Regions from separate parts of the Mus musculus genome. Here regions 2, 3 and 4 are each linked to region 1. Evidence: chromatin loops called from intact Hi-C (ENCODE). Cell type or tissue: left cerebral cortex. All regions are shown on one strand. Region 1 overlaps Bcl7a (B cell CLL/lymphoma 7A). Region 2 has its middle 1.7 kb from the start of Wdr66. Region 3 overlaps Wdr66 (WD repeat domain 66). Region 4 overlaps Mlxip (MLX interacting protein).

Evidence for each region. Hi-C counts contacts between places; a loop is a spot of excess contacts. Peaks named below come from ENCODE experiments on the same cell type or tissue, not always from the same donor. Only the 100,000 strongest peaks of a DNase experiment are listed, where the experiment ranks them.
Region 2: it touches region 1 in a loop (10-fold over the local background); 6 of 42 quality-filtered maps call a loop at or near these places.
Region 3: it touches region 1 in a loop (2.4-fold over the local background); 13 of 42 quality-filtered maps call a loop at or near these places.
Region 4: it touches region 1 in a loop (3-fold over the local background); 30 of 42 quality-filtered maps call a loop at or near these places.

The regions. Positions count from the first base shown.
Region 1 is chr5:123,367,945-123,370,444 of GRCm38, reverse strand. Bcl7a (B cell CLL/lymphoma 7A) reads right to left here. Exons shown (of 6, transcript NM_029850.3): 5 at 991-1,112. Among named protein-coding and RNA genes, the nearest start is that of Gm23458, 8.4 kb to the right of the region's middle. In left cerebral cortex, a CTCF peak has its summit at 1,402 (motif pointing left); DNase peaks (open chromatin) are centred at 1,163 and 1,343; H3K27ac peaks cover 828 bases.
Region 2 is chr5:123,250,843-123,253,342 of GRCm38, reverse strand. It overlaps a transcript of Wdr66 not described here. Among named protein-coding and RNA genes, the nearest start is that of Wdr66, 1.7 kb to the left of the region's middle. In left cerebral cortex, a CTCF peak has its summit at 1,339 (motif pointing left); a DNase peak (open chromatin) is centred at 1,297; H3K4me3 peaks cover 523 bases; H3K27ac peaks cover 206 bases.
Region 3 is chr5:123,284,359-123,286,858 of GRCm38, reverse strand. It overlaps Wdr66 (WD repeat domain 66), which reads right to left. Exons shown (of 21, transcript NM_001370840.1): 10 at 426-620. Among named protein-coding and RNA genes, the nearest start is that of Wdr66, 32 kb to the right of the region's middle. In left cerebral cortex, a CTCF peak has its summit at 1,475 (motif pointing left); a DNase peak (open chromatin) is centred at 1,492.
Region 4 is chr5:123,436,002-123,438,501 of GRCm38, reverse strand. All of the region lies in intron 1 of Mlxip (MLX interacting protein), which reads right to left. Among named protein-coding and RNA genes, the nearest start is that of Mlxip, 42 kb to the right of the region's middle. In left cerebral cortex, CTCF peaks have their summits at 1,479 (motif pointing right) and 2,382; DNase peaks (open chromatin) are centred at 1,502 and 2,347.

The DNA.
Region 1 (2,500 bases):
TCTTTCCATCTACCATGCCCCTGACTCCCATTAGCAAGATCCACCTGCTGTACCTGTCCATCTGTCTGAGCTGTCATGACGTGGCCTCTCTACAGGTGTCACCCAACATCACCTTAAAAACTGTAAACGGCTCATGGAAACGAGGCTGCCAACCTTTGTCCCACTGACTTGAGAACACAAGCCCGACCTCTTAGCAATGCTGGGAGGTGAGCAGCTCCAGCCCCTCCCCCCATCACTGTCTATCCCAGCCTTCTCTCCAAGCCTTTTACACCCAAGTCAGCCCCTCCTTATGAGGTCAGCACAGGGCCTGCTAAAGACCTGCTCCTATTCCAGGCAACAGGGATATAGGGCCAGCCAGGCAGATAAAGATGGTCTCTTATTAAGTGTCCCACGCTGGCTTTGAACTTGCTATTCTACTCCTTCAACTCTCTGAGTAGTTGAGATTATCGGCAGGCACCTGCATATCCAGCTGACTAGAGCTGGATTGGAACCCGGGCTAGATTCCATCATATCTGCCTCCTGCCCCTGGGCCTTGGATCTGCACTGGACAATCCAAGAACGATGTTGATACTTGGCTGTAACACAGAAGGGATCTGAGCAGGGGCCGTATATCACATGCAAAATGCCAAACAATAATCGGGCCTTTAGGTTTCTGAGGTCATGTGTTCCTTAACCTTAAGGATGTGGGGTCACGAGCCGGGCAGTGGTGGCGTATGCCTTTAATCCCAGCACTTGAGAGGCAGAGGCAGGTGGATTTCTGAGTTCGAGGCCCGCCTGGTCTACAGAGTGAGTTCCGGGACAGCCAAGGCTACACAGAGAAATCCCATGTCCCTCCCGTCACCGGGATCCCAGGTGGCATACACAGGCTTATACTTGGAGCGGCTGCTCAGTGGACAAGCAGTGTTCTAACAGTCCAACAGGAAGCAGCACAACTCTCAACACACCGTGGAGGACCCCAGCCCCACCCCACAGAGCCCGAGCTGCAGGTACCTGAGAGACTGCCGACGTTTCTGCCGCTAACCCTGATTCTGCAGATGGCTGCCGTTCTGCCTTCTCGGAGCTGTTCACCGAGTTTTCCATCGAAGACTGTGAATTTTGCTCCTCGGATGCATCTGAGCAAGAAGCGAGACAACAGAAGCTGTTTTTCAGACACATGAGAAGCTGCAGCAGATGGGCCAAGGACTAAATATACCCAGATCTGGAAACTTTTGTGGCTGGGGGCTTCCAGAGCTGGATTGGACTAAAGCTTGGGAAGTTTCTGATTCATCAACTAGCCAAACAGTTATAAGGAGCCAGGTTACAAGTGGGCTCCCGGGTCTCCAACCCTTCTTCCAGGCATACCTACTCTCTGTCTAGAGATATTTAGCACACAATGCTGCCAGTGTCTGGCGCCCTCTGCTGGCCACCAAGTACTACAGCAATCATGGCTGTCGCCAGGGAAGCTATGGCCACAGAGACTTCACTAGGCTGTTGGAGAGAACTAGCCTTCTCCTAACTTCCCAAGAGTTACTTATTTTTATTTTATGTGGATAGGTGTAAGTGCTTGCATGTATGTCTGTGTGCCACATGTGTGCCTGTTGCCTTCGGAGGCCAGGGGAGAACATCTAGGAGTTACAGATGGCCTTGAGTCACCAAGTGCTTGCTGGGAACCAAACTTGGGTCCTCTGTAAGAGCAGCCAACGCACTTAACTGTTGAGAAATCTTTCCAGTTCTAACTTAAAAAAAAAAAAACAAAACACATTTGTCTCTTTAACATACATGTTTGCATGCCACGGTGTGCATACGGCGGCCAGAGGACCACTGGATGGCGTCTGTTCTCGCCTATCATGTGAGTTCTGGCGACTGAACTCAAGTTGGCAGGCTTAGGGACAGGCACCTTTACTGGTTGTGTCACCTTGCCGCTCCCGCATTTTTCTTTTGAGACAGGTCTCAAATATTCTAGGCCAGCCTCAGACTCTATTGGTGGCTAAGGATAACCCAGAACTTTGGGTCCTATGAACTCTGCCTCCTGAGTGCTGGGATCCACGGGCGCACAGATTATTTGGTGGTGAGGATCAACCCCGGGGCTTTGGGCACACCCGCCCTGGGTGAATACTCTATCAACTGAACTCCATCCCTAGCCCAGTGTTTCTCTTAACAATAAGGATGACTCTAAGTGACTTGAGCAAAGGCTAACCATTGATGGAAAAAAAAAAAAAAGCATAGCTAAACTCAACTGATACCTCACACCTCTAAGATACACAGACCAGTATTTTAAAGACCTTGGTTCCACCTTTCTAGATTGTTCCCTCATGTGCACATAGGTTTTTCCATCTCTCTAAATGGTGAGGGCACAGACGTTTGCACATCTTTACAAATTCTCTATATTACAATCTGGCTGAACAGCAGCCTTCTGTGAAGCAATCATTTATCTGATGATCGCTTGGGCTGTTATGCTCTATGACGTCTCCCTCTTGCCCTGTCTCACAATTTTTTTTTTTTTTGGCAAAAGGAAGGTAGA
Region 2 (2,500 bases), 120 kb after region 1:
AATCCTACATTCTCACATGATTTGCAGACTGGGGCAATACATGTCAAATGCTCAACACAGGTTCACCCAAAGTGTTTGCCAAAAAAAAAAAAAAAAAAAAAGCAGGGTGGGGGATATCAGGTACTATGGGGATAAAAGCAATAGTTTTCTGCAAAGAACCTGAGAGTTTTAAAGACCTCTGGGGCAGGTGAGACCCTAAGTCTAAGGTAGACAGAGCCCCCTCCTCTGGGAAACACATGGCCAGAAGAGAAAACTAACTCCCAAATCAACACATTCAACATGGTATGTGCAAAGAAAGAAAGAAAGAAAGAAAGAAAGAAAGAAAGAAAGAAAGAAAGAAAGAAAGAAAGAAAGAAAGAAAGAAAGAAAGTTAATTCTGGGCTGGAGAGATGGCTCAGTGATTAAGAGCACTCTGGCTGCCCTTTCAGAAGACCCAGGTTTGACTCCCAGCCATGACACGATCGCTCAGAACCATAAGTAACTTGAGTTTCAGGGGATCTGACACCCTCTTCTGTATTCTGCGGGAACTTCATAGGTGGTACACATACATACATGCAGACAAAACAGTCTCACACATAAAATCATTTTTTAAAAAAATTTAATTCCTCTGATACATTCTCTCATTTTGCACCTACATGAAGCAAGAGTTTGGGAGCAGGGGGCTAGGCCCATGTCTGTAATACTGCGATTCAGGAGGTAGAGACAGGAGGATCACTCGAGTTCTTAGGCCAGCACAATCTTTCTAAAAAAAGAAAGAAAGAAAGAAGGAAGGAAGGAAGGAAGGAAAGGAAAAGGAAAAGGAAAAGGAAAAGGAAAAGGAAAAGGAAAAGGAAAAGGAAAAGGAAAAGGAAAAGGAAAAGGAAAAGGAAAAGGAAATGAAAAAGTTTGTGGCCCTGGGAGGCACGACTTACGACAGAGCTAGAATTTAGTTCTTTTGTTTGAAAAAAATGCCACTTTGACATTTTCCACACCCAGGCGGGGGCAATGCCACAGGTGCGCAAGTCTATCCTACCACGAGGTCCAGGAGCCACCAGTTTCTTTTCCTGGGGACCTCCCAGGTCCCACACCCTTGCCGCTGCCTGGCCCGGACCCCAACCCGAGCCGCACCCTCCACTTCGCACTTACAGGGACGCTCCCACTTCTTTTCTCAAAAGCCTTGGGTCGTCCAGCCTCGGGAAATCCCAAGAGACCTCCAGGGGCTCCTGTCCATACTCCCTAGTGACGGTTGCCAACCAAGCTCCGTCCCTATGGCAACGGCTAGTCGCAGGAAAGCAAGGAAGCAGGATGGTAATCACGTGCCCAGAAAGCGGCCTCGAGGCGGACCAGCCTGCCCCCTGCCGGGCTAGCAGCTCACGCCACAGCTTTTTCCTAAAGGACACTTCCACAAGAGCTACTCCCCTACACTGGCGATTCTGACTTTCCTAAAGTTGGACAAGATGTAACGAAAGTAGTGTTTGCAGTTATTTTCTCCAGATTGGGCATTCGTAGGGGAGGGGAAACGGAGACCTGCTCAAAAAACTCGGTGGGGGTTGGGTGGTGGGGTTCCCTCAAGTGTCAGGAAGCCCTTCCGGAGGTCATAAAAGCAGTAAAATAAATAAATGAATGAACGGATGATTGAATGAATAAATAAATACATAAATAAAAACTAGACGTTGGGGGCTGGATAGATGGCTCAGTGGTTAAGATCACTCATTGCTCTTCCGAAGGTCCCGAGTTCAAATCCCAGCAACCACATGGTGGCTCACAATCATCCGTAATGAGATGTGACTCCCTCTTCTGGGGCGTCTGAAGACAGCTACAGTGTACTTGCATGTAATAAATAAATAAATAAATCTTAAAAACAAAACAAAACAAAAAACTAGACGTTGGGCCAGGCATGATGTCCCACCTACAAATCCAGAACTAGGCAGATGAAGCCAGAAGGGTCTGTTCAGTCAGCCTGGACTACACAAGACTTTACTGTGTGAAAGGAGATTTCAGTGGAGCTAGCTGCCTGCGAGTTGTATATCCATAGTGCCGAGAGAGCCTCTAAGCAACCCCAGGAGGCTCACGGGCTCACAGGGCTGATTTGGGTGGGTTCCTTCAGTTTGCCATCAGTGCAAGGTGAACAGATGTGTGCTCATGCCTCTCCAGGAAGCCAGGCAAGAAGTGGTATGAAGCAGTTAATAAAATTCTCCCAGTGCTAAAACCCAATTTTTTTGGCCTCACAGGTGTTACACACAACTGCCCACCTTCTCACCAGGACACAGCATGCAGAGAAGTTTAGTAAACTGGGATTGAAGTTATGTGGAGAGTGCACCATCTTGCTGTTACCACGCAAGCCCAGCTTGGTTAAATCCATTAGCGTTGGGGCTGGTGAGATGGCTCAGTGGGTAAGAGCACCCGACTGCTCTTCCGAAGGTTCAGAGTTCAAATCCCAGCAACCACATGGTGGCTCACAACCATCCGTAACAAGATCTGACTCCCTCTTCTGGAGTGTCTGAAGACAGCTACAGTGTAC
Region 3 (2,500 bases), 84 kb after region 1:
TAAAGACAGCGAGGGTAATTAAGCAGACTCACAGATAATTCAGTCTTGAAATGTTATGGCTATTAATTACCACAACGCCTTTAACCTCAGCGGCTAGGACAAGCTTAGCTCTGAGAAATGAGGCTAACCCACAGCCAAGGACTCCTCCAGGCGCAGTAAGAGATGAGAACCCAGGCATAAAAGCCACCCAGCTTCCAGTTACTCCGGCTTCTAGATAGTAAAATCCTCAACAATTAATTTTTTTTTAAAAATCTAATACTAAATGCAGCCACGGAGCTGTTTCTAAGACTAACTAGGAAGGTGCGTTCCCTCAATTCTATCTCCTAGGAACAAGAGACACGCTGGTTGGTTGCACTGCACGCAAACTGAAGGGGGCACCAGTCATTTCTCAGCCGTCCAGATGACTAGATTCACTAAGGGCTCACCTGACAACGAAAAGGTCGCCTCTTAGAGTGCAGTCTGTGGGGAGGTTGGACTTCTCGGTTGGCAGGCTTGGTATGGTTTTTGAAAAGGACAGAGTCCTTATGGCGCCCAGTTTGAAGTTGCTGTACCAGTTGACCACGGAGAGGGTGTGGTCGTAGAACTTAATGTTGCCCTTAATGTCACCGGTGACAATGTAGCTGAAATAGAGAAAAACACCAGGCTGTTCCATAGTGCTCATGGCGAGATCCATCCACGGAACGTCGTCTAACTGTGGCAGACCCTGGAGCCCATGTGTTGTGACGTTCCATGCAATGCTGCCCAATGAAGCGGCCTTTACTGAAACACCATTTTACATCTCCAAGGCTAAAGAGAAGTTAAGAGATCTGCTCAAAACCCAGCAGTGGTGGCACACGCCTTTAATCCTAGCACTCGGAAGGCAGAGGCAGGCGGATCTCTGAGTTTGAGGCCAGCCTGGTCTACAGTACAGAGTGAGTTCCAGGACAGCCAGGGATAAACAAAGAAACCCAGTCCTGGGGGGGGGTCTTTTATTGTAAATATATAGCAAATACCACTTATACCTATCTGGGCTCCATGTCTACAGTACACGGGAGCCCAGTCAGCGTTGCCTAACGTAAATGGCATGTTCTTACCATGGATGGGTGACTGACTCACAGTCACTGCCATATAACGACAGGTGACCATGGAGAGCGATCCAACAGCTCTCCCACATCACCGAGGCTGGGCAGTGGGACACGGTCTGCTTTCTAGGAAGACTCTGCTGTTAGAATCATCATAAAGCCACACCCTGTCATTCACAGGCAAAGACAGCGCCGGGGCCAGCTGACAATGTGGCTTTTATTTCTAGCCCTCCAATCCATCCTAGGAGAGCTTTTTTTTTTTTTTTTTAATCTTTTTAAAAGAATTCTAATGACAGAGGGAGAAAGAGTAAATTTTCTCGGATGTCAGGCAAGCTGATTAAGTGAGATTTCTGATTAATAAGCAAGGCAGGTGGGCAGAGTAATTGGCTAGGGCTGTCTTTACTGGCCTCTGCTGGGCAGAATCAGCATTGCTCGCCCAGTGTTTGTGAAGCCCTCTAGTATGGGAGAGTGGGAAGTTAGGCCTGGTCTTCAAAGCCTCTACCCTGAAGCTAACTGAAGGTCGAGTGTAGCATCCATCTATGCTCTAAAACGTCTTCTCATGCCTCCGAGATGACGACTGTACACCTCTTTGTAAAGGCACGCGCAGATGCCATGACTGTCCAGCGCCCCTGCGGCATTGCGGGAAGTGAATGGGCTCAGCAGAGGCAGATTGTACGGTGGCTCCCGCCATAGGGCAGCTCCCAGGAATGTTTCTAACACACTAATGATGGCTGGTTTGTCTTTTTCTTTAACCTAGGGCTCCACATGTTCTGAGCAGTGTACATGAAACCCTTACAAAGTTATTGGGGTGTGGGCAGGAGTGCACAGCGTGTGCGCGGCAGGTCAAAGGATAACTCCGGGAAGTCAGTTCTCAGCTTCCTCCTTTACGTGGGTCCCAGGGACTGCGCTAGAACCCTCAGGTTTTCATGACCAGTGCTTAATTCAGACCCAAGAATTGCACATTTACAATATGAATGGTGGGGTGGTAGACCACGAGCTAAGGGAACTCTTAGGGATTCTCGGGAGCATGAGGCAGGAAGACAAGCTTAGGATCAGAACCAGCTACGTAATGAGACCTTGTCTCAAGAAGCCATGCGAAACAAACAAACAAACAAACAAACACCAAAAACTCCAATACAGAATATGTAACTGTTATTGTGCAAGCAAAATAACAAAACTATCTGAGTTCTATTTTTTTTAATTATTTTAGATTTTGAACAATGGTTATGCGCATGAGAGTTTCTGCCTACATATAGGAATGTGTGCCAATGTATGCCTGGTGCCTTCAGAAGACGGTGCTGGATCCACTAGAAATGAAGTTATAGATGATTGTAAACTACCCCGTGGATGTGAAGAACTGAACTCTGGTCTTCTGCAAGAGTAGCCTCTTGCCATGTTTTCTTAAATTTAATGTATGAAATTGGGGGGTATGAAACAGG
Region 4 (2,500 bases), 68 kb before region 1:
CACAGACACCAGACATGCAATGCATTTACAAACATGCAGGCAAACCACTCATACACACAAAATAAAAATAAGCATTTTTTTAAAAAGAAAGAGCACAGTGACCCGTCCCTAAAAAGTGTCCCAGCACACCCTCTTAGCATCTGAGAATACAACGATAGCAACAGTCTCTGGCCAAAGGTCAGGAACCTGAAGAGTCTTTCCACCTCCTCTTTCAGCTGCCACTCCAGAGGCATGACTAACCTGCCCATGTAACTGATCATCCGTCTGTGAGCATAAGGCCCTAGCTAAGGGACTGGAGCCTGTACTCCCTCCGCCCCAGCTGTGCAACTACGTTGGCAAGGGGTGTTCTGGTGCTTCTGTTTATTGGGTATAATCAAACAATGCCATCTCCTCCACAGTGATTTAACTAAGGGTTAGTTGAAAGTCTGTCTGTTTATGTGTATGTACACCCACCCACACATGTGTATGTACACCCACCCACACATGTGTATGTACACCCGCCCACACATGCACACACATGGAAGAGGGAGCTGGAGCAGGCACCTGACATGCGGTCGCAGTGGCAGGGCCATGGCTTTCTTTCTCTGTACTCAGCCAGGAGCGCTCAGCACCTACTCTGTGAGGAAAGACCTAAGAGCTGAGGGAGGAGAGAAGGGAGACGCGGGCCCGTGCCATCCAGGAGTTGTGTGAGAGAACACCAATGCAGGGGCTAAAACTTAAGCTGAGGCCAAGGAGAAGCGAGGAGGCACTGCTCCTGCTTGGCTGGTGACTATGACGAGGTAACAGAAGTGGAGCTCATCAGAGCTGTAAGAGCCAGTGGGCTAGTCCAGAGAAGGCTGCAGACAGAGCCTGTCTTCAACACAGTCAGTCGGTCTTCCCATGGGGAGCAAGGTCCTCTAGCAATTTCAGGTCTGGCCAGTGTGCAGTTCTAGTATTCAAATGAAATTAAGGAGCAAGTCTAAACTAAAAACACTTTTTCTATAACTGATACTCCATTCTTGTGACAGCCAGGAGTCCATGGTTGTGCCATGTGCTCATTAGTACCAGAATCTGACTGAGTACTATCTCAGAGATGACTTCAAAAGAAGAGTGACTACAAAGAGCTGTGTTGGACCCATGGCTCCAGGAAGAAACAGATGTTAGTGCCCTCTCAAGATCTGTGAGAGTTAACCAGTGGGCTAACCTAGGCCAATCATACCTCCGCTGTGCACCTATGAAAAAGGGGGCAGTGTGCTGTCAACCTCTTCCCCATCAGACTACACACACAGCTCTTGCAGGTAGGTATCATGATGAGAGTAGCAGGTACAGAAAAGGATATTGACCTATATATAAACAGTGCAAGCATTCCTTGGTTCTCCCCAACCGCTTGCTGAGATGTTTCTCTTATTCACAATACTTATGGCAAACAAAGTCAAATTTTAGCAGGAAAATATGCATTTCTAAGCCTCTACCATCTCATATTTCTGCAACATCTCTACAGCCAGCAAGTGGCGCTATACACACATAAAGAAACTAGTCCAAAACCCTGTCTGGTACACAGAATGGATGACTGACAAGTCCTACACCATCGCTCATAGTTATACGATGGCAAAAGCTACAAAGTGATGAAGGCTGGGGAGTGCAGCTCAGTGGTGGATGTGTTATAATTTCTGTCTGTTTCTTTCCTAATGTGCTCTCTGGCACCTCACAGAGGGAAGAGGGGCTATGTGTATAGGAGCCCTTCTTACACCACAAGTCGAGTTTCCCACAAAACTAGGAAAAGCTACTTTAAAAGACTCCATAAGGCAGCAGCAGAGGCAGTCACTCCATGAGAAAGCAGGGCACCCAAAAGCCTCTGATCAGGTTTCTGCTTTCCGCCCTGGTCTACACATCTTTCAGACAGTCCAACTACAAGGCTTCTTTAAATTATAGCCAGAAATACTAGAGAGCTTGTGAGACCACTGGCCCTGTACCTGGAAGTTTCTTCTACCTCATACTTCTGAACCGTGTGCTTCCTGTGTCATGGCCATGACCACAAGGGACATTTGCCAGGTACTTAGCCCAGCCTCCACCCCATGAGACAGCCATGGTCTAGCTCTTACTCATTTTAGGACTGCTGGTCCAGTGCTTCTAAACCCAGTTATTAAAACAATTGCTTAATGTTTCCATGAAGACGTCTTCATACACTCTGCCCCTACCCCCCCCCTTCCTAGAAGGAGGGTTGCTGACACAAAACAGGAAGTTCACAGGACAACAAAGGCCCCTCTTACAATTTTGTTGGATGGAGTTAGCAAACCATGAATTCTTCAGCGGTCTGGCAAAAGACTGCTTTGGAATGAAAATTAAAGTGCAAGCCTCAGAAGGAAAGCACTGGGCTATCAAGAACACAGGAGGGCAGGACTGGATCACGGATTCTGCTCGCTGGGGTAAATTAGACACCGACTCTTGTTCATTCTCTCCAAAAGGAAGCCAACACAGAGAGTACAGGCTGCTGATTACAGCTCTGGGTCACTCACTGATC